Regions from separate parts of the Homo sapiens genome. Here all the other regions are linked to region 1. The links are chromatin loops, found by intact Hi-C in ENCODE. Cell type or tissue: dorsolateral prefrontal cortex. All regions are shown on one strand.

Region 1 (8,000 bases):
TCATTTGTTCAAACCCCACTGTGTTTCAGGCATTTTGTTAACACATCGGGAATGGACCCAGAGGGCCTTTCTGAGAATTGTGTTAGACCCAGATATTCACCCAGGCCCAGAGCATCCAAGACCTTTTGCCTCCAAATACCAATGATAATTTGTCTTGTGGTCCTAAGATGTTAATCAGAGCTGCTTATAATAGCCTCTGAAACTGGCTTCTCTCCCCTGTAGCCCCAGATGGTCTACTCTGGACCCTGAATACATTAGGTTGGGGGATTCTAAGTGCAGTCACTTTGTTGCCAGGTCCACTTTCTTTCCAGAACCTCTGAATCAAATGTCAGCCTGTTTTCATTGTTCCCTTTCTGATTAGCTGTAGCTGGATATACTGAAGGAATGAAAGTTTTCTGAGCTGACTGCACTGATAAACCTAGAAGGAGACCATGGTGATAATTGCTTTATAATTTTCAAAAGTCAGCATTAACTGCTGAGTAGCAGAGTGGATTACATTTGCGTTTTCAGTGGAAATGATCACTGTGATGTCCTTACTGCCTCCTAACTCATGAAAGGAACAACTGGCTGGTCCCTGGAACTCCCTGTGTGACTGGTGATTGCCCACGGACTTCTAAAACAGTCTTTACTCTGAAGATGTGAATGTTGCCCATGGCCTTCAGCTGATGGATGATATCTGGGCCTGAGATGGCAATATCAGGTATTTCTGAAGATATCCTAGGGAAATGTGGGGATTGCCATGGTGCCTCTGAGCTTACCTCTAGAACAGATACTTTGATAAGCGCTTTTGTTTCTTTCTCTGAATTCTAAATCAGCCCTAGAATTCTGGAGGATAATTCTGAAACAAGCCCTACCCAGTCAATTTTCCTGAAGTTTCATGAGGATTCTGAAGAGCGGTGACAGGTGTTGGACTAAAACCAGGGAGGAAGGCCAAGGTGAGGAGAGCACTCAAAGGCAGTGGGTGGACAGAGGTCATCCAGAGGCTTGCAGAAAATAGGACCAAAGCCATGGCCCCAGACAGGAGTGGCAATCCTAAGTGCAGTTTTAGTTGCGCTTTCGAGATAATGGAAGTACAAAATCAGTCACTTAACCTCTTTTAACATCAGTTTATTCATCTGCAAAACATTGACATGCTACCTCACAGCATTCTTCACATGTAATAAGAAACGGCATGTTAAAATACTAAACAAAGCTTAAGAAGTGATGCAAAGATACTATTAGGGTAGAATGCAGATTATAATTCTATCACTTATCTCTTTCTTATTTTCTTATTTTCTGAGAAGCTCTTATGAACATTGAGTTAATTATTTCTTTTCCCTCCTTATTTATGAGCATACATGTCTTATTCAAGGTTTAAAATATCACTTGGAAATTAACAAGGGGTTTCACAAATATAGTCATATTCCTTATTTGTTCACAATATTTTGTCCCAAAATGTTGCTTTTTAAAAAATAAAAGAACTACTTATAAAATTGTGATACAGTCAAGGCAGACTATAAACAAATGCTCACCAGCCAACAGAAGAAATCTATCCTGCAATATGGAACACTTTCCCAGTGTACCATGATAGTTCCTTAAAGCTGTTATGAATTATTCCATAAACTTGTATTTAAAGACTTTTAAACATGCAGATTATTGGCCTGAGAAACCATTTCGTCTCAAAAGGAGCATTTGCAGGCTGTCGTGCAAATCTGCATTTGAGCAACTTTCATATTATGATCTTAGTGAATTCTTGACCAGATGGACTTGAACAGCTGCTACCCATGCTTGGGAAGTCCCTTTGCTTGAGAAGACAAAATAGCTCATTTGTTTGCAATTCTTTCCTGAAAGTACACAAGGGCAATTTTCTACATTGTGAATTACTTCTATCAGAACAACATTTTCCCTGAAAGACCACAGCTCATTATACTATTTAGAAACAAACAAAAATACATACAAACATTTTTTGGGGAGTTTTATAATTTGTGCCCAGAAGGGACAAGTTTCTTTTCAGATTAAGTTTTAAAAAATGTTCCTTTATTGCTGTTATGTTCAAGCTGACATGGAGGTTATAACTGAGAGAACCCCCCTCTGAAATAATAATGCCTTACATTTGTATAATACTTTATACTTTTCAAAGTGCTTTCAGGCACATTATTTCATTTGATCTTCAAAACAGCTCAGTGAGGCAGGTAAAGTGGGTGTTTTTATTCATTACATTATAGATAAGGAAATAGGTTCAGACTGCAAATATTATCTGAGTATCTACTAATTCCATCGTATTGTTCTAGGTGTCATAGAGGATAAAATAACATGTATTCCTAAAAGAAGAATCTTGGTTTTAGATAAGACATAACAACACAAAGCTAAATAATACATAAATGTACAATATGGTTCAAAAGATGACAAAAGACAATATATGGTCATAGTATTAGAAGCACGAGCAAACTGTATTCTGGCAGATTAAGGGAGACTTCTTAAAGCAGGTGCCACCCGAATATATATGCCTGGAAGGAGGTTTGGAATTTGTGGAATATTTACTCTTTGGCATCATAATCACCTTCTCATATAACCTTAGAATAGAAGAGCTTTTGGCATTCATCTAGTTTGTTCTGATACTAGATGTTGGCACTCCCTATAGCACCCTAGGCAAAAATGTTGGAATAGCTATGAGTCTTAAAAATTCTATCTTATGAAACCCCGTCTCTACTAAAAATACAAAAAAAAAAAAAACACAAAAATTAGCCAGGAGTGGTGGCGGGCACCTGTAGTCCCAGCTACTTGTGAGGCTGAGACAGGAGAATGGTGTGAACCTGGGAGGCGGAGGTTTCAGTGGGCCGAGATCGCACCACTGCACTCCAGCCTGGGTGACAGAGCGAGACTCCGTCTCAAAAAAAAAAAAAAAAAAAAAAAAAAAAAAATTCTATCTTATATGCAGCTGCAATCTCCAGTTCTATAATTCTACCCTCTTGACTAGAGTAAAACAAGACTAATTTATTTTCTCTTTCTGTGGAAAGCCTTTAATATGTCTGTAGTCAGCATGATAGCTTGATCTGCCTTTAGTCTTTTCTTCTTTCCATTTAATCTTAAAGCTTCTGGAGATACAGTCATTATTTTACTGCTGGGCCCGTATTTTATTTGTCCAAATTATCTGTAACTTTGGCCATCCCAAACTGTTACACTATTGTAGATATGCAGATTTGAATAAGACTCTAAAAACTATCATTATCTTTCCAATTCACTGCCAGCATGTCCACTAATACTGCTAGTTGTGAACAATTCTCACATATAAGAGTAACTAACTTTTGTGTAAAAGCGGCATAATTAATGTGCCTGGAATGAGTCATGGATGTCTTCCTAAAGAACAAAGGCCACCTTCCTGAAGAACAAAGACCACCTTCATTGTGATGGCTTTTTTCTTTTTCTTTTGTATTTTTCTTAAGCCATTAATGATCTATGCATGTCTGCACAGATGATACTTGCTTAAGGAACTAACACCAAATCTCTAATACAATAACAATTTTTGGTATTTTGTTTCTCATTTTTATTACTGGGAAAGTAAAAATTAACAGCTCGTGTAAATTAATAATCCAATACTGACCTCTGGTGTGTAATGAAGAAATTGCTTTCTGGATGAACTTAGCGGATGCTTGCGAAAAGTTTTATGTTTTAATATAAGAATGTCTTTCTCCAAGCAAAGAAGTTTCCTAGGCTATAATTAAAAATGTGGAAAGTGGGAAAAGTAAATCTAAGTAACTGAATGTAGAGAATGTCTCTGTGGTAGTTTTTAGTAGTGGGTAAGTAAAAAGGAAAAGTGAGAACAACTGACACTAGAACTGCCCCATTCAAAAATGTTTTTTTTTTTTTAATTCGGCCAGCTTTTAAGAAACTAAACACAGTGAGTTGCGAATGAATGATCTACCCTCCCTCACTTGACTATATTTGAATTGGACTTAAAAAAAATGCTGTTTTGAATTTCTCTAAGTCACCTCCTCAGATGGTAGATGTGTTTTCATTGCCTGCCACTCCCCAAAGTGTCTCTCCATTTATTTCAGACACAAGGTCCCAAAGTCACAATTTTCTAGTCTTATTTGCTCTTCTTTGCTGTCCTGTAATTTTCTAAAGCCAGACCATATGCCTGCTTTATAATTCAAAGGCATAATATTTGTTAGGCTGGTTCTTGATTCAGGTTTCTCATTCTCCTCCCTATTTTCAGTATGTGCCCTTCCCTCCCACTCTATGCTCAAGTCAAATTATCTATCTAGCATTTCCCCCAGTGGTACCTTCTGAGCAGAGGTACTGCAGAGTGCACAGATATGGCTGAAATGAGTCAGTCACTTTGCAGACAGAGGTGTAAGCCATGTAGGTTTAGGCCTCTACTGCCACCAGAGACCCTATTGCTGGGCTACTCCCTCCTGTAGTAGTGCTCATAGAACCTTAGAAATTCACCTGTTGAGGGAGTATCACTGGGCCAGTCGTCAATGAACCCAGATGCCAATTTAATCCTGGCACTGCCCCTGACTTGTTATGGGACTTTCTGCAATTCAGTTCAACTCCTAGGCTATGAGACTTCTATTTTATAATCTGTAACAAAGGGTGATTAGATTAGATGATTTCTAACATCCTTTGTAGTATTCCAATTCTACAGCTCTATACATGTGGATTCAGGAGGCTAGCTCAAACCCTGGGTTCTTCACTTCTTGCAATGCTCTCTCAATTCCCTTCTTCTCCCAACCTCTAGCTTGTCCAGATGTTACTGTACTTGTATACTTCCTGTGTATACTAAACCATTATATGGACTACACTCTACTGTATCTATTTGTCTATCTTTTTTCCTTCATTGAACTAAGATATGGTAGGCTGTTACTAGCTATCTATGGAGTGAATGAGAAAAGAATGCATATCTTGTCTTTATCCTGCAGGTCTGTCTCTGCCACATATTTCTGAGGAGCTCCTGGGACTGCAAAACTCTGGAGTCAGCATTGACCTTTTATCCTGGTTCTATAAACCAGATCACATGCAAGAATATTGCCTCTTAAAAATTCTCAAAAGTGATGAATAGCTATAGTCCATGCTAAAGGAAAATGGAGCACACCAGGTTGTCAGTGAGAGCTGAACCACTCTGAGTAATGGAGTGAGAAGTTTTATTAGGTTGGTGCAAAAGTAATTTGTGGCTTTTGACATCAATTTTAATGGCAAAAACTGCAGTTACTTTTGCACCAACCTATAGTTCCCAGAGTCAGGTAGACTAGGAAGAGGCAGGCAGAAAACAGAGACTGGGAGGTGGAGAAGAGTTAGTGAAATGATTTGAGTTTGGAGACAATGGGGTGAAGGCCCAGAGAAAGTTCCACACTCTTGGGGTGGCCACAGGAAAATTTTAAAACTCAGAATTTAATTTGACTAAATTTGTTTGCCATTTCAACTCTCAATTTCTAATTTTCAATAAACTTTTCTATCCTCACAAGTGCTTTACATGGGTAGGTTTTTGTGGAAAACAGTAAAAGTGATGAACATTCTATCTGAGTCAATGGTTCTTGGTGTTCAGGACACTTTAGAATCACTTGGGGAACTTTTGAAATCTGGATGCTGATGTCAGATTCCTGAGTGATTACAACAGAATCTCTGCAGGTGGGACCTAGGAATCAGTATATCTTAAAAGATCCCAGGTGAATCCAATATGCAGCTTGCTTTGGAATGAGTTATTGTGAAACAATAGACTACAGTGATCAACGTGAACTCATCTGAGAGACTCCTCGGCAATCATGTCTGCTTTGTTCTTTAATCAGTTCTATTTCACATTATTGGAAACAACTATTTTAATTTTATAAGCCTCCACTTTTCTCAAAACTTCCTCCTCCAATTCCATGTATACTCTCAATTAATGACTTCCCTTCTACCTTTCAGATATAATTGGAGCTCAACATGAAAAAATTCTTTATTTCCTGTCACCAAATCTGTAAATGTGTTTTTTCTGAATTACTTTTCACTAGTGCCTTTCTATCAATATTTGACCATCCAAAGTCATCCATCTCTAGAAAGTAACAATACAGAAATATAGGGTGTATATTTGTTGGAAATAAAATAATACTAACAAAGACCTCTCTGAACCAACCTAGAAAAGAGAACACAGTTTATTACTACATGAACATAGTCAGATTTCTATGCACGTAGGTACTACAAAAGTGACTAAAAAGTCTAGACAGACTTTCACATAATTCATTTAGCAAAGCAGAAGAAAGAATAACTTCTCATCTCCTCAAGAGACAAAGGGCTACATCCTAAGATAGTCCTCTAGTGAAAACTCCCAAGTAAGTTTTGGAGGCATTTGCTTACAATTCCAAGTGTCAGAAAGTCCCCATTATTCCATTGCAAAATCAAAAAGGCAAACCTGTTATTTGGACCCATTAAGATTTCAAGGAAATACTCTAAGGAAGGGGGATGGAGAGATAGTGAGCTCCAACCTCAAACAAGTCACCATTTTACCCTTACGGTATGCTTTGGTTGGTATATGCATGTGTATTTCTTAGCTTTGTGAAGTCAGAGAACCTAGAACACCTGGCCTCTAGACCTTTGTATCCAAACACTATTTCTCCATGAAAGAAACCCATGCTCTTTGGGGAAATGGTAAATTTTTAGAATAGGGAAAAATGGTCAATTCTTCTGTCTACAGAAGAAGGCTGCCTCATGTGGATTGAAGCCACACTGAGTGAGGGCTTCAATGCAGGTAGGTGACCCATGTGGGGTGTCAGAATCAAAGCAATGTGAGGGAGCATCCAGATAGACATATTATCCATCACCTGGTGTCTAAACCCAACAGGCTAGTGGGAAGAGAACACCCATGTAAGGCAGTGGCACAGAATGGGATGAAAAGGATTTGCATGTAGAAAAGGCAGGTCATTGTGGGATTTTTCTGGTCTAAATAGAATGAAAGCGGTATCTGTTAAGAGGGCTCCAAGGTGCCAGGTATTGAAGCCAAAGAACAGGAGAAGGAGTCCACGTAGAAGTGGTGGCAAAACGCAAGCAAGATGAAAAGGGCATCATCACAGTGATGTAGCATGGTTGGATTGTCAGAGCCTGACTGAGCAGGGTGGGGTGAGCGCCCATGTGGGGTTAGCCCAGGAAGGATGAGAAGAGTATCTATGTGAAATGGATGATAATCTAGGGAGTAGGTCGGAGCCCAAGGATGGCATCCAAGAATGAGGGTGGCCAAGCAGGAGGTGTTGGAGCCAGAGTAGAGTGAAGAGGGTAACTACACACAGGGGTAACTTAATGTAGAGTGCCAGGGTCTTGAATAGGGTCTGAGGATTAGACAGTAACAGCGTATTAGTGGGAATACAACCAATGCTGACAGTTGTGTTGTGAACATGAAGGATAAATCCTGTTTGTAAAGAATAAACCCCAAAATATTTGGTGATAATTGGGAATCAGGTCAGTAACTTATTCTCTAATGGCTCAAGAATTTTTTTGTGTATTTTACTTGCAAATTTTGCCTAAAGATCAATATATAAATATATATATATACGAACCAGCAAATAGCAAGTTCATTCTTAGGTATATTCTCAATAGAAATGTATACATACCGAAAAGCTTCCTGTTTGGATATTTGAAAGGAACCACCACATTCCACAGAACATACTTACATGGGGCTTTTATTTAAAGGCAAAGGATATGGTGCAGCAAGTGAGAGTGCAGGCATGGACTGGGAGTCTGAAAGACGTCCAATGTTGAAAGCTACCCAGGGCTCCAAGTATTCACAGACACAGAGTGTGCATTCTGTCTCCAGTGTGAACCACCATGATTCTGTGCTAGGAATCTTGCTTTCAGGAGGGCTTGGAGGAGAAATTCTCAACAACCCTTTTGTGTCTCCTTGTCCATGTAATCAAGCTAGGTTTCTCAAACCAATTAGGCCAGCTGTAACCCATCAGTAAAAAACAGACCCTGCAGGTTACCAGGAATCATTTCTTGACTTTTAATCATACGTGATAAATCTCATTGCAGTTATCTTCACCAAGAGTAAAAAA
Region 2 (8,000 bases), 180 kb before region 1:
TTGCAACTAAATTCATCTCTTTTCTGTGAGCAGATTGCAATGTAAACGAATATTTATGATGTTTTATAACTATTCACAGTTCAGTGTTAAGAAAACATCTAAAGTGCTTTTTAGTTATGTATTTTGAGATAGGTAAATTTGAATACCTACAGAAAAAATAAGCCAGGCTCCCTGTTGTGCCTTTGTTGTATTTTGCTAACTGCTTTTTGTATGCTAAAGTTTAACTGACTACAAGAAGAAGAGGAAAAATAAATTTAGAAAGTTTAGGATCAGTTCTTTCCTATTCAACCAATATATCATGACCCACATTCAAACATCCCACTCCTTTTCACCTCTTTTGCCCCTTAGCCTTCTGAAGTCCTCTCCTTACAGAAATCTGATGCTGGAAGAGCTCAGCTATTTGCTTTCTCTGCTTCTCTCCCAGCCTGCCATTGAAAGGCGCCCCAGGAATTATCACTAATACAGGACCTTCATCCTCTGCTGAGCGCCTGACGCTGTACATAAGCCTGAACTTTCCCATCAGCATCTTATCTTTCCCCATGCCTACATTAATTTCCTCAAGACCTCTCTCTGCTCAGCATTCTGCTTCACACCCAATGATTGCCTTTCAATGCATTTCTTCCTTTGTCACAGAAAACAGATGCCTTCCTAAGGGTCTCCTTAAAGTTTTTTTTTTTTTTCCTAGCCACTCTGGTCTTAACACTTACCAAATTATCTTTGCAGCCTCCCATCCTTGCTGCACCCCAAACACTGATGTAGAAGAAGTTCTTGATCTCATCTAAGCTGTTTTCCCCACATCTTCCTTAAACTGTGTTACCTGCCTGCTTATCTAGGCTTAAGCAGACACACTTCCCAGGAATGACCCTTTACTCCTGTCTTCTGTCACTGAATCCACTCAAAGAGGTATTTTAATTTTACCTTTTTTACCTTTTTAAATTTCTTATATCTTGTCCCTTTTCTGCATTGACACTGTCCTGTATTTGGCCCACGTTCTTCAGTTTCTTCTTAAGACTTGTTACCTGAAATTCGTTCAGTCAGCAAATATTCATTAAATGCTGTTGTAGGCAGACTCTGTTTTAGGTAGATGAGACACACAGGGGAACCAAATGTGTTCTTGAGGATCTCTACTCTCTCCTCTTGAGGAGCCTATATACTCGTTGGCAGAGAGCAATAACAAACATAAAATATAATAAGCGAATACCTTATTATATTGTAAATTAAAATGTGGCAAGTGCTATGGAATAGAACAGGGTAAGGAGCACCACGACAGTTGGTGGGGTCAGGGGTTACCATTTAAGATAGGATGCTCAAACTAGGCCTTTCCAAAAAAAGGTGACATTTGGGCAAAGACTTATATGAGGTGGGGGAATATAGAGAGGAGAAATTTGGAAGAAAAACAGAAATGCTCAATAGAAAGAACCTAAGGAGAAAGTATACCTGAAGAGTTTGAAGACCCACCAACCAGTAAGAAGGCCAGAATGGCAGAAGCAGAGTGAGCAAAGGAGAGAAAGTAGATTGAGGTTTAAAAGGTGAAGGGAAAGGCAAGGTAGGTATTTCAGGTACCTTTGCTGTTACTGAGGATTTTTTTTTTAAGCAAAGAGTGATATTCATGTTTCAAGAGGATTGTTCTATTACTGAGTACAGATTTTTAGGGAGTAAGAATGAAAGCAGAGAGACCTGTCAGGAGGTTTTTGAAATAGGTGATGATGGCTCTCTGGTCAAGTAGCAGCAGTGAAGGCGGCCAGAAGTAGAAGAAGTTTAGCTACCTCATGACAGTAGAATAAGATTTGCTTAAGGATTGAATGTGGGACATATAAGACAGAGGTAAGCTAAGGTAGTCCCCAAGAGTTTTGGTCTGAACAACTAGAAGCAGTGAAGTTGCTATCCCTGGAGATGGACAAGGCTGCCAATAGAGCAGGTTTTGTAAGGTAAGACCAGGAGTTCAGTTTTGGACATGTGAAGTTTGAGGTTTCTATTAGATGTTCTAGCGGAGGCGGCATTAAGGAAGCAGTTGCATATGTGAGGCTGGAATTTGAAGGAATGGGTGAGATTTTTATTCATATATATATGTGTGTGTGTATATATATATATACACATACATATTTGAGGTGTTGACATATAGATGTTACAACTGTAGAGAGAGAAGAGAATCAAGAGTGGTACCCTAAGGCTTTCTAACATAGAGAGTCGTGGAAAAAATCTGAAATTCTCTCAAAAACAGAAAAAGAAATGACCAGTGAGATAGAGAAAAGCATAGATAGATAAAGCAAACATAGCTAAAGAAAATATGTGCCTTGGAACCAAGATCAAGCAAAGATATTTAAGAAGAGGATTTATGCAACTGTATTATGTTGATAATAAATAGGTCACTTAACATGAGGACTAAGAATTGTCCGTTGGATTTAGATGAATAACTTCTGTGGAACAGAGGGGCCTAAAGCATGATGAAAGTAGGTTTACAAAAATAAATGGGAGAAGAAAAATTGGGGCAGTGAGTATGGACAACTCTTGTGAGATGTCCAACAAAGAGAACAGAAAAACATGACAGTAGCTGGTGGGAAAAACGAGTCAAGAGAAAGATTTTTAGGATGGGAAGAATGAGAGCATATGTGTATGCTGATGGGAATAATCCATGGGAAAAGAAAAATGTCTTGCAAGAGGCAGGGAGAATTGCTTGGAGCAGGCGAGAGGGAATGGCATCTAGTGCCCACGTGGAGAGATGCTTTTAGCAGGTGCACAGGAAGCTCACTGCTGATGTCTGGTAGGGGGTCCAGGACATGCAGGCTCTGAAAGTGGTAGATGTGGTGTTGAGGGTCTGTGGAGGTTCCCTCTGGTTGCTTCCATTTCCTCAGTAAAGTAGGAAGCAAGGTCAACCACTAAGTATGAGGTTGGGGAGGAAGAGGCAGTTTGAGGGAAGAAGAGGGGTGATAAATATCTGGAAGGTGGAGGAGTGAATGGCCATGCAGCCTGATTGCTGGGCAGCACAGAGAGCCCATTCCTGGTCATGCAGATCAAAGGCGATCTGTCAGGGAAACTTTATCTCTCCAAGTACCTGGTTCACTCCATCTTGGTCTTGTTCATAGTGAGAGTTCTGTAGCTAGGACAGTGCCTGGCACACAGCAGGCACCTCATCCCCATCCTGCCTCTAACCTGGCCTCCCTCGAATTCATTCTTCACACAGTTGTCAGAGGGAGTACTGTAAAAACAATGCTTATCTAGTTGCAGTGATTTTCCTTAGTCCTCAGTACAGCTCAAACTTGTTACGGCAGGACAGAAAGCTTTTCATGGCCTGGTCTTTGGTTAGGTTTGAAACTGCAGCTGTTGTGTTTATCCTCATGCCCCACACTGTAGGGGCAGTCGTATTGGCCACCTAGCAATTGCCATGATGTTCAGTGCTATTTCTTTCTGGACTATCCTCATCACCTCTAGCTTTCACCTAACTAATTCGTACTGATGCTTCAGAGATTCAGCTCAGACATCACCTGCTCCAAGGAGCCTTCACTGACACTCTCTCTAACACTTCCTCCTCCCAGGCTGCACTGGATGCCCTACAGAATCCTTCGGTGACTTCTATCTCACCCTTTCTTATGTGTCTCCTCTGTTCAACAAAATAATATTGGTAAATTCTAGGATGTCAACATGGTATTTATCTGTATCCTGAGCTCCTACCATGGTGTCTGGCATATAACATGTTCTCAAAAAATGTCTGTGGAATGAAGGAAGAAAAGACAAGAACCAGTAATGACTGTCTATTGTCTATCAAGACAGGTTCCAGTAAACATTAATACATGATACATAGCAGTAAGCTCCAAGGCAGCCATTCTGGACTTCTTGGATTATTTGCTTAATTCTTTGACCCTTTCCTACTCCTAAAGTTACTTTATGTATATCTCTGATTTTTACAAGTAGAATAGTTGTGATGTGTTTAAGATCTGATTTGCAGACATGGCATCAGTAAGACATACCCATTGAACAGTTTTTCAGAGTCTGGAGTTAGGTGGCCCTGAGCCATGCTCACTTACCTATGTATGATTAGCAAGGAGCAAGAAACACACATCTAGAGGCCTTTAGGCTCAGGCTGAATCTACACTCCCTCCCTTTACCTCTAGGAGTCTCCATTTCCTCATTTGTGATAAGCTTGCCTGGAGTGATATTCTAAGGATGGCATTTTGTAGATGAACAAAAAATGCTAGTTCGCTGTTATAATCATGACCCAGGATTCTCATTGTTTGGGCAGCTGCCCTAAATAACAAGTGGCTACAGATCTGAATAAAACAACTCTTCCACTTGACAAACTGCCTTTCTCTACTCTCTGAGGTCAGCCTGCTTCTTGTTCTTTAGGTCTTAATTTGAATGTCCTCACCTTCTTCAGTCACTCTGTCTAAATCAATTCTCACCACACCTTCCCCATTCCCCACTTACCTCCCCCTTGTCATCTCAATGCTGCAGTCCCTTCATAGTGTTGATCAGCATTTGCAATTCTAGAGTTCAAGTCCCATAATTATCTTGTTCAGCGTTATATGTCCAGTGCCTAGAGTCCAAAACATAGATAACAAGCAATCCATAAATACCTGAAGAATGGATGAATTGCACTATGCTTTGATCATACTGGACAGCTAATTTGCCTAGGAATTCTAGGAGTTGTTTAATTTTACCAAGTCACCTAGAAACTTTGAAGAGAATGTTTATCTCTCAGCTTCAGGTATAAGGATCATCCCTTCTAGACTTTTCTTCTGTCTCCCATTCCTAATGGCTTCACCACTGAAGATTACGACAACTATATTCTGTGCTTGCAGAACAATTTGTAAGTCTAAACCATCTTCAAAAGTTCTTAGCAAATGCTTGGAAACAGAATATTTAGAAAAACAGGTAGCTTCTTAAATGAAGCCGCTGTATGTATGTATGTATGTATATATATACATATGTATGTATGTATAATAAAATCTATTGGCCGTGCTTTAGGATTAGAATCCCAACCTGCCTCCCCATTCCACCAGGAATTGAAGGAGCATGCCAGAATGCGTTGGAAAGCTGATTACGCCCTGCAGTCGCTTACAAACTGGCTCAACACGTCAAGACTGACGTGCTTGAAATCTAGTGAGAATCTAAGTCAATATAAATCACTGGCTAAACTGTGTTTTACTGGAGAGTCGTGAAGTTACTCTAACTTAAATACAGGACGCCCCAGTGGGGGAAGATCATTGAAGGCTAAAAGCTTCCTCCAGGAGGTGGGGCTTGAGAATGAGTGGAAGAGGCTTGGAATCTGGGAGGCATGGCTAGAAGGGGTCGGGGTCGGGGTCGGGGGCATGGCCCCTGCCGGTGATAGGCTTGCAGTTCCCAGAAGGAGGTAATGCAAGGACGCGAACCTAGGTGGGCGATGAGGGAGGTGGGAACCTTGAACAGCCCCGGGTCTGGCACACTGTGCCGCATGTTGGATGGTTCTGCAAAAGCTGTGACTTCCCCTCTACTTGTTTATTGCCTCCTGCCTTCCCCAGAACAAAGCAAAACTAAACCAACACCACCAAACAAAAAAAATCTCTTCCCGCAGGATGGGCAGCAGGTGGAGATTCCATGCTCTTGCTAAAGGAACCATAAGGACAAGTGTTTATGAAAATGTGTCTGGCTAAAGAGTTACTTTCCGTAAAGGACGAGAGATTAAAAACAAATGACAGCAGGACGCAGAGCATGACTGTGTGTGCATATGTGTGTACTGTGTGCACCTTTGTGTGGGTGTACAGTATATACCCATGTTGTGTATATGGGTGGTGTGCTATAGAGTGTGTGTGTGTGCGCGCAGGTAGGTGGGTGAGTGTACAGTATATACCCATGTTGTGTGTATGTGTGGTGTGCTATAGAGTGTGTGTGTGTGTGTGTGCACAGGTGGGTGGGTGAGTGTACAGTATATGCCCATGTTGTGTGTATGTGTGGTGTGCTGTAGAGTGCGGGTGTGTGTGTGTGCGCACAGGTGGGTGGGTGAGTGTACAGTATATGCCCATGTTGTGTGTATGTGTGGTGTGCTGTAGAGTGCGGGTGTGTGTGTGTAAGGCACACATTTTTCTCCTTCCTCTGGCACCTGCTTGGGCATCCTCAGTTCTTGGCTTCTTCACAGCCAGGAGGTTTGGGGCACGGCCCCTGTTTCCTTTTCTGCTTCTCTGTGTACCTGGTGTCCCCTTGTGCTCTGCTGCCCACTGCAGGGACCCTTCCCCTCACTGCTGCCTGCTTTCCTTCCCAGCCAGAGGAAGGGGGCCATGTTCCTGGGGAAGGCGGGAAGGCCAGCAAGTGACTTTGATGGATCGCTTTGCACGGGAGACCCAGCTCTCCCAGATTAGAGAGGCTGCAGCTCGGCGCCGGTGCCTCCAACTGGGGGTTGTTCCGATGAGATAATTTTTCTCATTAACCTTGATAACTCTCTGCTGATATACGGATCTGTTTGCACTAACGCAGAACTTTTTTTTTTTTTTTTTTTTTAATATTTTTCGGTCTTCTACACCTTCCAGGCAGGAGAACTCGGAGCTTGGTGTCAGCCTCCAGGCTGTTGAGTAGCCTGGGTGCCAGCTTCTGGGTGCCCCGGCAGACCTGCAGGGTGGAGCTTAACAAGTCCCTGTGTTCAGTATCCTGGATTTTCTTGGCCATAAAGCTGTCAACAAATGTGGAATAGGTGTTGGAGTGAATGAGCAGTTTAGAGATTTAAGAAACCCATGAGGCAGAGGTGGGCTCATCTGCTCCCACTCCCCCTTCACTCCCTTTAGCCTGCAGCAAAACCCAGCTACTTGTTGTGGCTCCTTGCAATAGCTCTGATTTCAGACACCTTGGCTTCTGCCAGAACTGTCCCTGTGCTGCAAAGTGTAATGGCAATGTGCCAGAACCATTACTTGGGGCATGTCTTTTTCAGCAAGCTTTCTCTTCCCTAATTAAAGTGAATTTCTGTATTGTGTACATACTACCCTTACGGTATTTATTATAATAAATTGTGCCTATTGGTCAAGTCTTTTTCCCTGGCAGTCTGTGAGCATTTTGAGAATACAGTCTGTCATTTTCATTTTTGTTTCCTCAGCATTAATACACGGTCTGGCAACAGTGAGAATTTGGGGAATGTTTGTTGACTTTTGAAGAGAATTAAACAAGACACAAAATTAGGAAGTGCCTTGAATGCTTCATGGAGTTTAGTTTTATGGGGGAAGTTATTAGCATAGGTTGAATTGTATCCATCTGGGGCCTAATGTTGGGCCCTTACACATAGAGCATCCTAAGTATCTCCCCAGAGCCCCTCAGAGTGGACAGGGCAAGTCAATATATTGAGGATCCTGGTCAATTACAGTGAATAATTGCAAAAATGGGCCCCAAGAATTTAATAGACTAACAGATTAAACACCTTTATGAAAACCCACTGCAATACAATTATGTTGTCTATGAGGTAAATTTTAATTTTTTAAATAATTCACAATACACTACAGGCAGTGTGATCCAGTATGAGACACAAGAGAAATGATGGCCATCTTTCAATTTTGACAGTGTACTTCTGTGAGTTTATACAAAGTGATTTAAAAATTATGTCAAAGTTCTAAGTTTAAGCTTCTTCATGAATGTGATGCCTGCACAGTAGCTTTGCTTGACTTTTAGTCTCTGATTTGATCCTTCACTACACACGCATACAACAAACACCCTCTCTCCATTTTTTCCTTAGCCAGGCAGCCTTTGCTTATCAACTGACACTCCATTTTGGAAAGAGGTTATGTATTTGGGGGGAAGTAAAATTAACCTTATAATTCTTTAATGAGGCTGACAAAGACATTGTGTTGGGTCATAAAGGCAGGACAAGTAGAATGTAAAGAACTCTCCAGATGCTCTCCTCTCTGAAGAACACAGGGAGGTGTTTGCTGGCAGCTGCTGCAGTGTTGGAGCCAGTGTTGATGTTTGAAAAAAGGACTCAGACTGAAGGGAGAGGAATGATGTCATCTCTTGAAGCAGGGGCCAGTTCTTAAACTTAACACTCCTTAGAA
Region 3 (8,000 bases), 920 kb before region 1:
AAGTATTTTAATATGACTAATTTAGGGAAAGAAGGAAGGAAGGAGGGAGGGTAGGTGGAAAGTTGAGAGGAAGGAAAGAAAAAGAAAAAGTTCTATTTAAATAATGATATTTATAGTTAGAAGAGCTAGTAATGATCTGGCCCAACAGATTTATTTTTTCAAGTGGGGAAACTGAGGCCTAGAGTTTAGAAGTAACTTGCCACTTTTTTTGTTTCTCTTTGCTATTAGTATACCACTTGTCTCATTATATATCCTAAATATATGGTATGATGTCCAAAACAATCAACCTGTCATCTACAATATTTAAAGAAAAAGCAGACTTTCTTAATCTAACTAGAATCCCAGGTTAAAGTATTTTCATTCTAGAAAAAAAAAAATTGGTACACAGTCACACATTGCTTAATGATGGAGATACATTCTGAGAACTGCATCATTAGGTGACTTTGTCATTGTGTGAACATCATGGAGTGTACATACACAAACCTAGATGGTATAGCCTAACACACATGTAGGCTAAATTGCTCCTAGGCTACAAACCTGTACAGCATGTTACTGTACAATTACTGTAGTCAATTGTAACACAATGGTAAGGATTTGTGTGTCTAAACTTATCTAAACATAGAAAAGATCAGTAAAAATGCAGTACAAAAGATTTTTTTAAATGGTATACCTGCATGACCTTTATTATGGATGGAGCTTGCAGAGCTGGAAGTTCCTCTGGGTGAGTCAGTAAGTAAGTACTGAGTGAATGTAAATGCCTAGAATATTACTGTATACTACTGAGGACTTTATAAATAGTGCACACAAGTTGCACCAGGCTTACCGTTTTTAAATTTCTTTCTTCAATAACAAATTAATCTTAGTTCCCTGTAAGTTTTTTACTTTATGCACTTTTTAATTGTTTTATCTTTTTGATTCTTTTGAAGTAATGCTCACATCAAGTAGAAGAGAAAATTATGCAATCAACAAATGTAGTAAACACAAGATGTATGGGCTTCTGCTGGTGTAACCGGGCATACTGCTCTACAGTAAACATTTTTTATAGGTAGAAGGAGTACATTGTAAAATAACAATTAAAAGTATAGTATAATAAATATGTAAAACAGTAGCACAGTCATTCATTGTCATTATCAAGTAGTATGTACTGTACATAATTGCATGTACTATAATTTTATATGAGTGGCAATGCAGTAGGTTTGTTTACACCAGCATCACCACAAACACGTGAGCAATCACCACCAACATGTGAGTAATGCATTGCTTCATATATGCAATAGAAATTTTTCAGCTTCATTATAACCCTATGGGACCACTGTTGTATGTGGTCCATCAATGACTAAAACACTGTGGAACAGCATGTAACTGTACTTAATAAACAAGGGAAAATAACAAACCTAAACTCAATCTCTAGATCTCTAACGAACATAAAAGTGGGAAATGTGTATTTACCCAAATATGTTGAACAAAAACCACGGATATAGACTGCATGCTTCCTTCAACCAGAGTTCAAGAAGAGAGGGTAAATTAATAGAAAGTAAGTAGGCTTTGGAGTTAAAACAAAATAATAATGATAATTAAATTTGAATTCCACATCTAATCCTTAATGATTATGTGTTATGGGGCAAGAAACATAACTAAACTGTCTTCATTTTCTGTCATTCTTAAAAGGAGTATAATAATGCCCATGTTATGCAGTTGTAGTAAAGATTATAGGAACTTACACATTTAAAAGTCTTAGTACAAAGCCTGGCACATAAAACAGCCTAGGGCTGTTTCTATCTAACTAAATCTAGAAATCAAGGTTCAGAGTACCTTCTCCCTTGCGCATTGCACACCCCTGACACATCCCATACACTGCACTTATATGATCCACTGCAGTGAGTTTCATTGGCATTAAAATTTTTCCTGCTAGTGATTCATTATGACATCCATATTATAGCTCATTTTGCATTAATCATAATTTAAAGAAGGTTTTTTTCTTTTACCTAATGTCAGATATGCTTTTTATCTCACATCAACGGACTGTTCTAGGCCTAAGTTCCTCCCATCTAATGTTCCTTGAACTAGGCCAACCTGTCTGTGTTCTTGGCCAGGCATTTGCTATCTTGATCATATCAGACTTGGATAATAACAGGATTTTCAGTAGCAGAGTTTCCAGGAACAAGCACCTCAAACAATGCTTATAAAAGCCCAACTGTCTATTACAGGAGTAAGTAAAGCAGTTCAATTTGATAGTTGTCTTTGGTTGTCCACTGAGCAGGAAAAACATAAACGTACAGGTCCTAATGAGGGAATTGCTAGCCCTTGCTACAATATTGGAAAAGAAGACAGCAATGGGAGACCACACTCCAATAATCTAAACTGCATTGGAGAAACAACTATCTGGTAAACTAAGATTTAGTAAACAATGACCTTGTAACATTTTTTACAAATGGGATTATTTCATTCCTCAGAAAAGCAAAACAAAACAAAACCAAAATGAGTGAACACGCACAAACGCTATGAAACACTATTCTGCTCTGCCTGCACTCTTAGTTCTTTTTCTTCTCTTAGGCAATGTTTTCAGTGCAAATTCACAAAATCATAGCCTAACCACTTCTTAACTTCAGACTTTAACGTGGTCCTAGCTATCTGGTGTTCTTTAAGCTTTGGAAACTTAGAGAATAGCACCACATCAATAGGCTCAAGTGTGTTACCTGTAGGGGACTTGACAGGTCAAAAAGCGATGGCTGTATAAGTAGAAAAGTTTATTTAGAGAGCAACTTCATTTTGTTTTTCCTGCCAGAGAGTCAGAAAGCAACCCAACCAGCTCACTTCAGTAAAACCTGAAAATCAAATGGGAAACCAGACAAATACAAGAATGCACTTTTAAACAGTCTGAGAGTTTCTGGACCTATTTTACATGAGGTTTCAAATGCCCACACCATGCTATTCAGAAGCAAAGGTAAACATTGCTCTACAACCACAATTGATGTCCTCTCAGTTCTCCAGTGGCAGTGCTTGCAGAAGCTGAGTGAGAGTGACACACAGACTCAGCCTGATCATCAGCCTTGAAGCAGTGACCTGGGCATGTCCCCAGCAGAGGGCCCCCTGCCCTAACTAATAAGACCGGGCTCCAGTAGCGGGATGAAGCATTAGCAGGTTATCACACTGAAAATGATGGGTAATTGCACTGGTTTTAACATATGGAATTGTGTCTTTTCAGTGAAAAGTGGATTTTCAGAGGGACTCTGAATGCTGCTTCAAATGACATCACTTCTTTTTTTCTTTTTCTTTTTCTTTTTTTTTTTTTTTTTTTGAGACAGAGTTTTGCTGTTGTGCCCAGGCTGGAGTGCAATGGTGAGATCTCGGCTCACTGCAACCTCTGCCTCCTGGGTTCAAGCTATTCTCCTACCTCAGCCTCCAGAGTAGCTGAGATTACAGGCGCACCACCACGCCCGGCTAATGTTTTCTATTTTTAGTAGAGACGGGGTTTCACCATGTTGGCTAGACCGGCCTCGAACTCCTGACCTCAGGTGATCCACCCGCCTCGGCCTCGACATCACTCCTTAAATGGCAAAGATTCCTTATGATGGATGGATGGACCCAGTGGCACCTTAGACAAGTGAAGGTGCACATAGTTCTTAGTGGAATCTGACAGCAACCTAACGCTGATTTGTCAACTGAGGCTGAGATATTATGGTATTGATCAGAGGGAATAGTGTCTGCTTAATGACATTGAAAACCAAATTACTTGGAGAATGGGATGCTTTAGTTCTTTGGACTTTTGTTTATCTGAGAAACCCTGATACTTCAACCCTTATGATCAGAATTCTTTGAACTTGAAAGAGCCCACTTTCCATCTGGGCTCCATTAGGAGTATGCTGAATATAACTAAATTAGACAATTTGGATTTGGCACAGATACTCGAATTGTCAGTAGTTGTGGATGAGGAAGTTACGAGGGATTGAAGCTGAGAAATACTGACCCCAGGACATACACCAAAAGGCCATTAATTCATTAAGCAAATAATTATTGAATATCTCTTCTCTGCCAGACATGGAGAACAGATATGTTTGAGGAGAGAAGGGGAGGAATTGACTAAATATTACACAAATAAATATTTAATCACGGACAGCTGTGTTCAATGTTATAAAGGCAGAGAGCAACAAGTGAAGTAAAGCAGGGAGCTTGGCGTCTGCCAGCAGTTGGAGAAGGCTTCCTTGGGGAGCTGACATTTAACCTAAAGCCAAGGAAGAGAAATAGCAGTTACAATTACTTTTATAGCAAGATTTCTGAATGTTTAACTTTTTATAATTTGATACCATTTCAAATATATTTAAAAATTGAAATTCTGGCTACATTGCTTTTCAGTTATTTGAGGTTTGAGCCTAAAAACACAAGGATCCCCAAAATGCTTAACACTTTTGGCGTTTTGGATTTGGAAAATATTTTTAAGTCCTTTGTTCTGAAATCTCTGTAGATTCAAGAGATAAAATAAATCTTGATTTATAGCAAGCACAGTCTTTTTGGAGCCATTCTTGGGGATTACAAATGCCATTTTATCTCAGAAGTTCCCTTTTCCTGTGATCTTTGTCTATGGAATCCTGGGAGAATTGTTCCCTATTGCCTTTCTTAGTTATAAATTGGCTTTAGCCAAGAAGAAAATTGCACATCTTCAGGAGATAATGCTCAACCCCTGTCTGATTCGATACTACAGCAGGTATTTGATTTCAATCCAAAATTTTTAACAGCAAGTATAGTAAATGTTGAAAAGAAAATGAAAACATAGCATAACTTCATTACTTTTATTTACAGTCATTTTGGTTTTGAAATAATCTTCTCTGGCTTCCTTCTTCAGTGTACAAGCATCTATCATGTTTTGAGTTTTTTTCTGTTTGTCTAGGTCTCTTAAATTCTACTTAAAAGTATTTTCTAGTAACTACACAGGAAAAGCATCTTCTCTAGAATTCCAGAAGATGGCAGCATAGAGCTACTGTTCCAGTCAACATGCCGCTTCATTTCTGATGAGCATAGTGAACAGTGATAAAGAGTGGTGAGTCCCTGATACAGGAGTTGAGCTGGGTGTGTAAGCCAAGTCCAACCCAAGTGATAAATACATCTCTAAACATTCCTGTGCATCTGCCAATGGGCGCTGAGAGTGAAAACTATAATATTACAAATAGCAAATAAAAGGAAAACATACTTCTTTCATGCTGGCTGGTTCATTTGGAAAGCTGTAAACGCTGGAAACTTACAAATTCGAATACTCTTTACTGGTTAGTAGGGGAAAGAAACTAGATTTAAATAAACTAAATCTGGGGGAAGTGCTTGGGGGAAGAGCTTAGGCTTAAACACTTCCCACAGATCAATTTGTTACCAGTAGCGATATTAAACATACCTAACAGATGGTAGGATGCAGGGCTTCCAGCCATCACAAAGTTGGCTGACCAGTCAGCACAGGAGACAGAGCTTCACCCCCTTACCACACTTTGGGGGTGGAATCTCATCAATTTTCCTTGAAGTAGCAAGAGCCCTGGAGTCTCATTGCTAGGAGGTCTGGAGGCCACTTCCTTCCCCTTCTCTGATGCCGTCTTTTTTGGCCCTCAATTTTCTCGCTTGTAAAATAGCAATAATAGGCCCTTCTCAGCTTCCTTTATAGGGCTGTGGTGGGGATCAAAGGAAGATAAGAACATCTCACCAGGTATCAAGTGATTAGCTGAGGCAGCAGAACTTGGTGACCTGACGGTGGGTTTTGCAGCCACCAAAGAGGGCTTGAATCCACTCCACACCATTAACTGTTTAACTTTGTACAAATTGCTCAAGCTCGCTAAGCCTTGATTACTGCACTGTCACATAGTTCTGATGATAAGAATTAACTTATAAGACTAGAAGATATTTAGTCTGCTTTCTCTCCTCAACAAATTTTAGCTGTTATTTATTAAGAAACATTTTGTTCATGAATTGTTTTTCAAATTTAATTTTCTATCTTATCCAGCAGACATGGAAAATCTATATTTAGCTGAATGGTTCTCTACTGTCACTTACCAGGAGAGGAAAGGTTCTGGAAACATGCATACATATAGGGAGTCAGGAAGAGAGACCAGACGGGGGAGTTTAGGGCTCAGATCAGACAGGTAGAGACTAGCTAGAGGCCCAGGAGAGCAGGAAGGGAGCAGGCATATGGCCAGTATGGAGAGGGCTCAGCTGGGCTGCAAGAGAAAATGAGAAGCTCACCACTTGTCAGAGATCCAAAGTTAGACTCTTAGCACCCATGTCTGGGAATGCAATGGCAATCTGAACAGAAGATGAAAAGTCCTGAAAAAAAAAAAAAACGGATCTATAGTGTTTAAGGCTCAGCAAGGAACAAATAATATTTTTAAATGTCCTAGATGGGCCAGGTGCAGTGGCTCATGCCTGCAATCCTAGCACTTTGGGAAGTGGAGGCAGGGGAGTGGCTTCAGCCCAGGAGTTCAAGATCAGCCTGGGCAACAATAGCAAGATCCCATTTCTACAATCAATCAATCAATAAAATTCTTAGGGAAAGGAAAGTAAAACCAGAAGTTTTCTTGGTGAATGCAGTAAAATGGAGCTAGAAAGGGGTCTGAAGATGGTCCAGGGTCTGCAGGCACTCCCAGGCCCCAGCACTGCCCTTTCCTGAGGGACAGTTGACCTCAGCAGCGTTCTTGTATGGGCCAGCAAGTGCACGGGAAGGCTGGAGGGAGGAAGGCTTTCCCCTTGCTTGCACCGCCACGGCAGTTGGTTAATAAAGCTCACCATACTAGAGGAGCTTTATAACAAACAGCTTGTTGTTCCTGTCCATCTTTTTCTCTGATGCTGTCAAACACTGTTTCCTACCTTTGGTCTCTGGTAAATGGTTGCTAACAATTTGGGAGTACTTATGAAACACTTTCCATAAGTGTTTAACCCTCACAACAACTCTATAGAGATTTATCAACCCCATTTCGTTCACAAAGAAAATGAGATACAGATCATCTAAATAACTTGCCCAATGCATGATATTTAGTAAATAGTGAACGAAGATGTGAACCCACAGAAAGACTGGTTCGGGAGCCCATGTTTCTAACTACACCAAGATGCAGGCAACAGCAAAGCTGCCCTATGGATAAGTGAAGTGGAAAGTGGGAATGGAAATGAAATAAGCGCTTTAAAATCCCTACTTCCACTCCCATCAACAGTCTACTGTACATTATTCCCTGAAAATAGCAATGCTATTAATCCTATCCTTGGATTAAATAAATTAACAAACAAGATTATTCATCACATTAAAAACCTAAATGTTGGTATACATGCTGTTCATTCAAAGTAAACATGTCTAGTATATGGAATCGTTCTTTTCCTCGTGACCTTTTGTTTAATTATATTGCAGAATGACCAAAAGATAGGAGTACAATAGTGATTCTCTATGTTAATCATTTTGTACAACACACTCTTAAACAACCATGAATATGGTTTTACATCTTTGTTTTTTCCAATTTTTTTCTAATTAAATTTATTAAACTTTAATTTTTCCTGTTAACTCTATTTGATTGGCAACCTCTGAGTTTCCTGTACCTGGATGTTATTGTCTTTTCCCAGATTTGGGAAATTTTTAGCCATTATTTCTTTAAGCTTACTAGTTTTTTTCTCTCTCTTTTTCAGAAAATTTTATTATATGAAGGTTTCTTATTAACTAGTTCAGTTATTATAGTCTATAACTAGTTCAGTTATTATAGTCTGTTTCTGGGCTTTCTTTATTTAATGTTTCTTTTTTTGTCAAACTTCTCATTTTGTTCATGAATTGTTTTTCAAATTTAATCTTCTATCTATATTTGTAATTTCCCAGGAGTTTTAAAGGGGATTATTCTGAATTCTTTGCCAGTCATTTTATAATTCTCCTTTTTGTCTAGGTTTATTACTTGAGTTTTATTCATTGTGCTATTGTTTTGGAGTTTTGGGGGGTAGGGTTATATTTCCCTGATTCTTCATATTCTTTGTATCCTTGCATTGATGCTTGCAGA
Region 4 (8,000 bases), 460 kb before region 1:
AAAAAATTTAAAAACTTAGCCAGGCATGGTGATGTGTGCCTGTAGTCCTAGATACTTAGGTGGCTGAGGTGGGAAGATAGCTTAAGCCCAGGAGGTCAAGCTGCAGTGAACCATGATCATGGCACTGAACTCCAGCCTGGACAACAGAGTGAAACCTTGTCTCAGAATAAATAAATAAAATAAAATTCACCTTGTTTATGGACTTGAAAAGTGTATATAGGCATGTAACCACTGCTAGAATTAAAATATAAAACATTCACATCCCCTCCAAAAGTTATTTTGTGCCTCTTTGTAGTCAATTTCCTTCTCTTCCACCTCCAGGCAACCATTGAAGTCTTTGTCATTATAGTTTTGCCTTTCTAGAATATTTTAAGAAGAGAAGCATATATCATATCATCTTTAGTATCTGCCTTCTTTCGCTTAACATAAAGCACTTGAGATTCCTCCACGTTAATGCGTGAAACAATAGTTCATTTCTTTTTACTGGTGAATAGTATTCCACCAAATGGCCAAAACACAGTTTGTCATCCATTCACCAGTTTATGGAAGTTTAGGTTGTTGCCATTTAGGTTCTTTTTAGCAATTATAAATAATGCTGCTATAAACATTTGTGTACATGTTTTGTGGGCACTTAGCCCTTTAACTTGGGTAAATACATAGGAATGAAATTGCTGTATTGTATGATAATAGTATGTTGGTGGTATGGTTGTGGGGTGGTAGCAGAAGGGGAAGGAGGGCATTCTCTGATGTCCTGGTATAGGAGAGAGTTTCTTGGCCTTCCCCAGTGGTGACAGCTCACTTCTAATGGCATGAATATAAGATCCTGAGGCTGGGCCCAAGACTGTTTCCTGGCCCTCCTCCAGGGATAGATAATTTTTCTTTTTTATTCCGTCATCAACAATAGGTTTTTAACCTGTGCCTGGGAGTGACAAGGTTTTCTGCCTCTGTTACAGAGGCTCAAGGCTTTTGTTCTTTCTGAGAGGATGATCTGGGCAGGGTGGCTGGGGTTCATGCTTTCCCCATAGTGGCTGCTCTTCCCCTTCTCCTGGCCTGTATCATCTAAGAGGGACTCTCCCCAGTTACCCACTGTGCCCCCATCTTTTTTATGAGTACCTCATGGAGGTGCCTGGAGATGAGCCTGGGGGTAAGCAGCAGCTCCTCCCATGTCTGGGGCTGCCAGGGATTCTACACTGTCACAGCAGGCCACACTCAACCTCCACCAATCCTTTAAGGTTCAGCTGGTTCCTTCTCAGCCAACTGTATGGCAACCAGTGCCTTTTTCTCCCATGCTTTGCCCTCTCTGAGCCAATCCACTGGTGCTTGATTTAATTCAATTTCCTTCAAATATAAAATAAAATTAAAAGCAATTCAACATGGCATTTTTTTTTTTTTGTGATGACAATTCCTGTGGATTCTATTTTGGGGAAACAATGGAAGGAAACATGATGGTGGAGGATCAAAGACTGAATCCCATAAGACGTGGTTCTCAAATGAGCCTCCCCTAGAATACTGGGGTATTGCTAAAAAATTTAACCACGTTGGTATCTTCTCAAAAGCTCAGAAAATATTAAGTTTATGAGTGGAATTTTCTGAATGTGAAGTTTTTGCCTCATAATTTGCTATTATTTTAATAGTTTGGTAACTGCTGCTGATTGTTTACTCGGTGTATGCAGCTAGATAAGCAGTGAGCACAAAAATGGCAATCTGGACAGCTAATGAAGCCCTTTCACCACCTCATAAGGTAATTGGGTTCATTGTAGATAGTTTTAACTTTGTAAAATATCCTTTTCTGAAAATTTCTGTGTATTCTGAGAATGTGGAGATCTGTATCATTTTAGAGATGTTAAAGAAATTTAGCATTTCCTACAGAAACTCAGGAGTTTGTGGATAAATCCTACAAAGCAAAGTGGATGATGTGGCCCAAAATTAAGATCAGTAAGAGGTCTTTGATTTCAGTCTCATGTTGTTTCTGTTACCAAGTAAATTTTTACTGTCATGGCTCATGATATTTCAAGTCATTTGAAAAGCCAAGATTTCAGCAAAGTCTGTTTGAAGACCTAAAGAGAAAACATGTTGAGCCTAAATACAAAGCTTGTACCCAATGGTTAGGGGAGGGTTCAAAAGATTTTAATTCATGCCAATTTTTATCGTGTAAAAGGAGATGGGGAGACTTCCAGGACTGATTTGAAAAGAGTTGAAACATAATCTGAAGAATTTTTAGCTTTTGTTAAATTTAATAAGTGAATAATAATTTTGCAAGGCATAAGGTGTCCATGTTTATTAGAGCTGAAGACATTCTGGGACCTAAGATCCTCCTTCAAATCTAGAGTCTATGTATATATTACTTTTATATTTAAACATATGCAATACAAATATACCTTGGTTGGTACTCATATATATATATATATATATTTTTTGTAATATTCACCACTAAAAATTTTGTTTCTAGTCGATAAAATAGACTTCGGTATGTCAATATTTCATGGTACTCCACATTGTGTGCGATTTCCATGCAACTTATCACCTGTGTTTGAGTTGGCTTCTGTGAGTTTTCACATGATTTACCTTGGATATTGGGGTGTCATCCTGAATTTTGGGCTGGAAAGTGACTGTGGCTTAATTTCCTTATCTATAAAATGGGAATGATAATCATGCCTCCTTTATAGGGCTGTTACGAGAATTAAAGAAGGCATTGCTTATAAACTCCTTGTTACAGTGTCTAGCCATAGTAAGCATTCATTAGAGTTTAGCTATCATTAATATCTGAAGTGGTCATGGGATTATTTTGCTGGTCCTGTAGAAGAGCTATACATCCTTGGTGACATTCCTCTCTTTCAAATGGAGGGAACAACGGTGAAATATTATTGGCCTATTAACTGTAAGCATTTATTTTTGTGGATCAATTGGCATAATACTCATTAATCTATGTCACAACTGTAAAATACTCTACACACATAATATGTTGGAGTTGCAAAGTTAACAACTACTCACACCTAGAAAAAATTATCATTGTTATTTTATACACCTATTATTTTAATACCAGCTGTCAAGTTTTATTTTATGCTTTTTACTGTTTTATTCTTCTTGGTTTATTTATTTTTTATTTATTGAAATGTTTAGGGTACAAGTACAATTTTGTTACATACATAAATTGTATAATAATCAAATCAGGGCTTTTAGAATATAGATTTATTTTCAATAAAAAGCTTTTCTAACCTTGAATTTAAGATACCACTTTCTATAATTTCTTTCATGTCTGACAAGCATAGGTGTTAGTGTGGTATTTTAGTGTAGTTCAGGTTATATAGTCAATTCAGTAAAGCATCTCAGAGTTCTAAAATCATCCTTTGGGTGGCAAGCCTTGGCCAGAATGTCAGTCTAATTCTGCAATGGTTTTCCAGTTATCTTTTTTCTCTTCAGAGCCAGCAGAGGGAGCACCAGTCTCTCCCTATCTAAACAATCATAATGGCTTTTAAACATATGGTGGGCCTTTCATAATTAAATTTTTAAAAAGAGATGGAGTTTAAATGAAGATATAAAACTCAAAGTATGAATGCGCATTAATTACCTTAATAATGCTGCCAAGTTTAAACTGATTCAAAATGAAAATGCTCAAGACTACAGGTCATATGGAATGAAACTGGGAGTTATCAGGTAACTTTAACACAACCTAATTTAGAAAATACTGTCAGAAGTAGAAGAGAGTAGAAGGCTAAGAATGCCTGAAATTATTTAATAAATTTTTTTTGAGTTCTTGCTATGTTTCAGATCATGAGCTAAATTATGGCATTATAAAGATGAACCAGAGTTAGTCTGGGGAGGTAGGCAGGAAAAGGTTAGGAAAAGCCACTTGAAGAAAATAATGCCTAGTTTCTAAATAAGAGTTCTAAATAAAATGTTTGTTGAATGAATGAATGCTAATAATATGTGTATTAATAATACAAAATTATCATTTTATATGACGCTTGAAAGTTATGGTGCTTCTACATACATTACTCATTTAATTACACCTAGGACAGGTTTAAGGTCTCAGAGATGGTAAATTGCATATGTAGGTCACTAATTACAAATCAGTGAGCTTTATAGTCACTGTATCTGGTGTGTACAATTTGTCTTTTTAAAATAAAAAATATCTGCTTGCAAATAGATTCTTAGAAAATGAACATATTTCTTTAGTAATACACAATAATCTCTTTTAAACGTTATTTTTTTTCAGTTAGTGGAAAATAATTTAAAACTATTAAGTACCCATGTTTGAAAAATCAAGAAGGTTTGCCAGTGGAAATAGATCTAAATATAAAGCAAGAGTCTAGGCAAGAGTTTCCTTGATGAGATCATTAGACAAGTCTTAGTTGAAGGAAGTACAGGGTTATACTATTCAGAAGATTTCATATATTAAGGAGAAATGATCCAAGAAATTTTACTAGTGGGTCTGATAGAATGTCTAGGATAATATGTCATGTATATCTGTGCTCAAAATTTCTTTGAATTTGTCAGATTAGGCAACTCACCTAATATTCAGAACTAAATTTTGGATCAGAAAAAAAGTTATCCAAATTAACTTTGAATTCATTCAACTTTGTAGATAAACTTTAGGATATTAAAAAAGTAAAGTAAATGGATATTATGATGCCTTTTAGAGCCATAAATAGGTGCCTAGATCTTTCAACAACCATATTACTCTTACCAGGGATGGACAAGAACTCAAAATGTATCAAACACAAATGAAGCATCTGAGGTTATTAAAATTTGATTTGGGAATAGAACAAAATACATCTGTTCTGGTTTTAGGTTAGATATGGTGATTTCAGTTTTACTCAAGATAAGACATAGCCTTTGACCCTATCACTTCTGCATTCTACTTCCAACAATTAAATATTTTAAAAATTGGCATGGATTGTACAATCACATAAGATAATTTACAATAATCCTTTTAATGGGCCATTATAGAAGACAGGTAGATCAGTAAATTATCTGGATTCTGAACTATATCTTTGAACTTCACTGGACTAACAGCTTCAGGGATGGTCAAGATAATCACATTTGTATCTCCTGATCTGTCATACAACAAGTTCTCGAAGAATGTTGAATGAACAATTAAATGAATAATAAATGAACATTGAGTGGGAACACTGGATTTAAAAAGTTACTTTTTTTTGGTGAAGTCAATCCTCCATGCTCTCTTGAGAATTTACATCCAAAAGTAGATCCTTAGTTTTCCAGGAATACATGTTCAAGATATAAAACTTTCATTATTTGAAAAAAAATCTCACCAGAGAGATTTTTGTCTCCTACCTAAAAAGAAATGGCATTGCCACATATATGTACATTATCAGAAATAATATCATAGCCAATGACCTTCAGAGTTATCACAGTAAGTCTGTTGTCAAAATTTCATCTTCGTAATGTAAAGTGGTCTGAGAAGTCAGTGATGCAGATATGTACATTCTTTTGAGGTTTACCTCTTCCCAGAAATCTTTAGTGATTTTTTAACCTGGTGGCATAAACTCAGTACAAGGAAGACAGAATTCTCTGATCTGCAACATAACTGGGAAGGAGACTGAAGAAAGCAAGAAGGAGGACAGAACAGATGGGAGAGAAAAGAGATGTGTTTGTCAGTAGAATGAAAATGCTGAAGAAATGCTCTTTCTGCACTCCCATCTCCAAAACCTTGACCATCTCAGATATTACCATCTCCCAGGAAATTCCTCAAGTAAAGTCTTCTGCCAGAACATCTCATGTTTTCCTTATGGCACATACTTAACCCTATGTTGAGATTTTTTAACTTTTAATTTTGAAATAATTTTAAGTTTACAAAAGAGTTGCAAAGATTGTATGAAGATTTCCCATATATATTTCATCTTGCTTCCCCTAAAGTTAACATATTACATACACATAGTAACATGGACATTAAGAAATTAACATTTGTCAATAATATTATCTAAATTATTGTTTACTTCAAATTTCCTGTTTTTCTACTAATGTAATTTTTGTTGTTGTTCAAGGATTCAATCCAATATACTACATTGTAATTAGTCATTGTGTCTCCATTGTCTTCTTAATCTGTGGTAGTTCCTCAGTCTTTTCTTGTTTTTCAAGACCTTGATATTTTTGCAGAATACTGGTCAGGTGTTTGTAGAATGGTCCTCAGTTTGGATCTGTCTGGAGCTTTCTCATATTTAGACTAAGGGTGTAGATTTTGGGAGGAAAATGCCACATGGGTAATATGTCCTTTATTGCATCCTCTGAGGGGATACATGATATCAGTATTTTTAATTACTGGTGATATTAACGTTGGTCACGTGGGTGAGATGGTAACTTCCAGGTTTCTTCATGTAAGTTTACTATTTTTTCTTTTCCATAGAGTCTGTTTCTTAGAAGTGTGTTAATAAGTGAGTCACTAGGTTTATTTAAGTGATGGAAAATTAAACTCTTGGAGGAAGGAGTATTTAAGAATTTATAGTTTAATTAGATCCCATTTGTCAATTTTGGCTTTTGTTGCCATTGCTTTTGGTGTTTTAGACATGAAGTCCTTGCCCATGCCTATGTCCTGAATGGTATTGCCTAGGTTTTCTTCTAGGGTTTTTATGGTTTTAGGTCTAACACTTATACACTGTTGGTGGGACTGTAAACTAGTTCAACCATTGTGGAAGTCAGTGTGGCAATTCCTCAGGGATCTAGAACTAGAAATACCATTTGACCCAGCCATCCCATTACTGGGTATATACCCAAAGGATTATAAATCATGCTGCTATAAAGACACATGCACACGTATGTTTATTGCGGCACTATTCACAATAGCAAAGACTTAGAACCAACCCAAATGTCCAACAATGATAGACTGGATTAAGAAAATGTGGCACATATATACCATGGAATACTATGCAGCCATAAAAAAGGATGAGTTCATGTCCTTTGTAGGGACATGGATGAAGCTGGAAACCATCTTTCTCAGCAAACTATCACAAGGACAAAAAACTAAACACTGCATGTTCTCACTCATAGGTGGGAATTGAACAATGAGAACATATGGACACAGGAAGGGGAACATCACACACTGGGGACTGTTGTGGGGTGGGGGGAGGGGAGAGGGATAGCATTTGGAGATATACCTAATGCTAAATGACGAGTTAATGGGTGCAGCACACCAACATGGCACATGTATACATATGTAACAAACCTGCACGTTGTGCACATGTACCCTAAAACTTATAATAATAATAAAAAAATTTATTTTTGATATTTGAACTATTTTCATATATAGTGCAACTTACCCAATACAGTGAGCAAAAGCAGATAACTGGCCTCACAATTTTCAGAAAGAGAATAGTTTATCTTGGGTGGTACTTCATATTATAGAAGGCCAACAGGAAGAAAGGAGAAGTAAATATTAAAAATAGTTTTGTTACTTGTGGGTGCCCTGGGTAGTCTCTGTTAGGCAATGTTAGTTCAGTACATAGTCAGCTCAGATTTGGCCCACTCTTCTCCTATTGTCAGCTTGTGGAACCAAGTGCTGCAAATATCTGGGCATATGCAATGAGCATTAGTTTACTTTTAGTCATATAAAGAAGAAGACTGAGCCAAGGAAGAAAAAAAAGGAGGAGCAATCAGCTCCTGTATGCACTCAGGCTACAAAAATGATATGATAGGAAATACCCAAAATATAAGAATGGGAATTAAAAAGGGTACCCAGGTATGCAGGTGATATAAAATACATTCAAGAGTCTAAGGCAGACCATCTGAACAAACTGTGATGACCATATGGACAAAGGCACAGACTCTGAAGTGTGATTTCCTCCATTCCAATCCACATTCCACTTATCTAGCATTGTGACCTAGGCAAGTTACAAAATCCTCTGTGCCTCTTTTTCCTGATGCATTAAGTAGAAATAATTGTCATGCCTATCTTACAAATACTTATTGAGGATTAAATGAGTTAATACAGATTCAGTGCTTAGAGCAGTGCCTGGGAAATAGTAAGTGTTTAATAAATATTAACT

What was found. Hi-C counts contacts between places; a loop is a spot of excess contacts. Peaks named below come from ENCODE experiments on the same cell type or tissue, not always from the same donor. Only the 100,000 strongest peaks of a DNase experiment are listed, where the experiment ranks them.
Region 2: a loop joins it to region 1, with 4 times the contacts of the local background. A loop is called at or near these places in 21 of 110 quality-filtered maps.
Region 3: it touches region 1 in a loop (2.9-fold over the local background); 84 of 110 quality-filtered maps call a loop at or near these places.
Region 4: a loop joins it to region 1, with 7 times the contacts of the local background. A loop is called at or near these places in 30 of 110 quality-filtered maps.

The regions. Positions count from the first base shown.
Region 1 is chr2:137,906,319-137,914,318 of GRCh38, reverse strand. The region is part of intron 2 of LOC101928273 (a long non-coding RNA gene); the gene reads left to right. Among named protein-coding and RNA genes, the nearest start is that of HNMT, 54 kb to the left of the region's middle. In dorsolateral prefrontal cortex, CTCF peaks have their summits at 3,377 and 3,580 (motif pointing left); no DNase peak of the experiment used is centred here.
Region 2 is chr2:138,086,673-138,094,672 of GRCh38, reverse strand. No RefSeq gene overlaps it. Among named protein-coding and RNA genes, the nearest start is that of LINC01832, 11 kb to the left of the region's middle. In dorsolateral prefrontal cortex, a CTCF peak has its summit at 4,103; a DNase peak (open chromatin) is centred at 7,891.
Region 3 is chr2:138,824,598-138,832,597 of GRCh38, reverse strand. No RefSeq gene overlaps it. Among named protein-coding and RNA genes, the nearest start is that of NXPH2, 48 kb to the right of the region's middle. In dorsolateral prefrontal cortex, CTCF peaks have their summits at 3,097 (motif pointing right), 4,737 and 4,955 (motif pointing right); a DNase peak (open chromatin) is centred at 3,087.
Region 4 is chr2:138,369,577-138,377,576 of GRCh38, reverse strand. No RefSeq gene overlaps it. Among named protein-coding and RNA genes, the nearest start is that of SPOPL-DT, 130 kb to the left of the region's middle. In dorsolateral prefrontal cortex, CTCF peaks have their summits at 3,232 and 3,432 (motif pointing right); no DNase peak of the experiment used is centred here.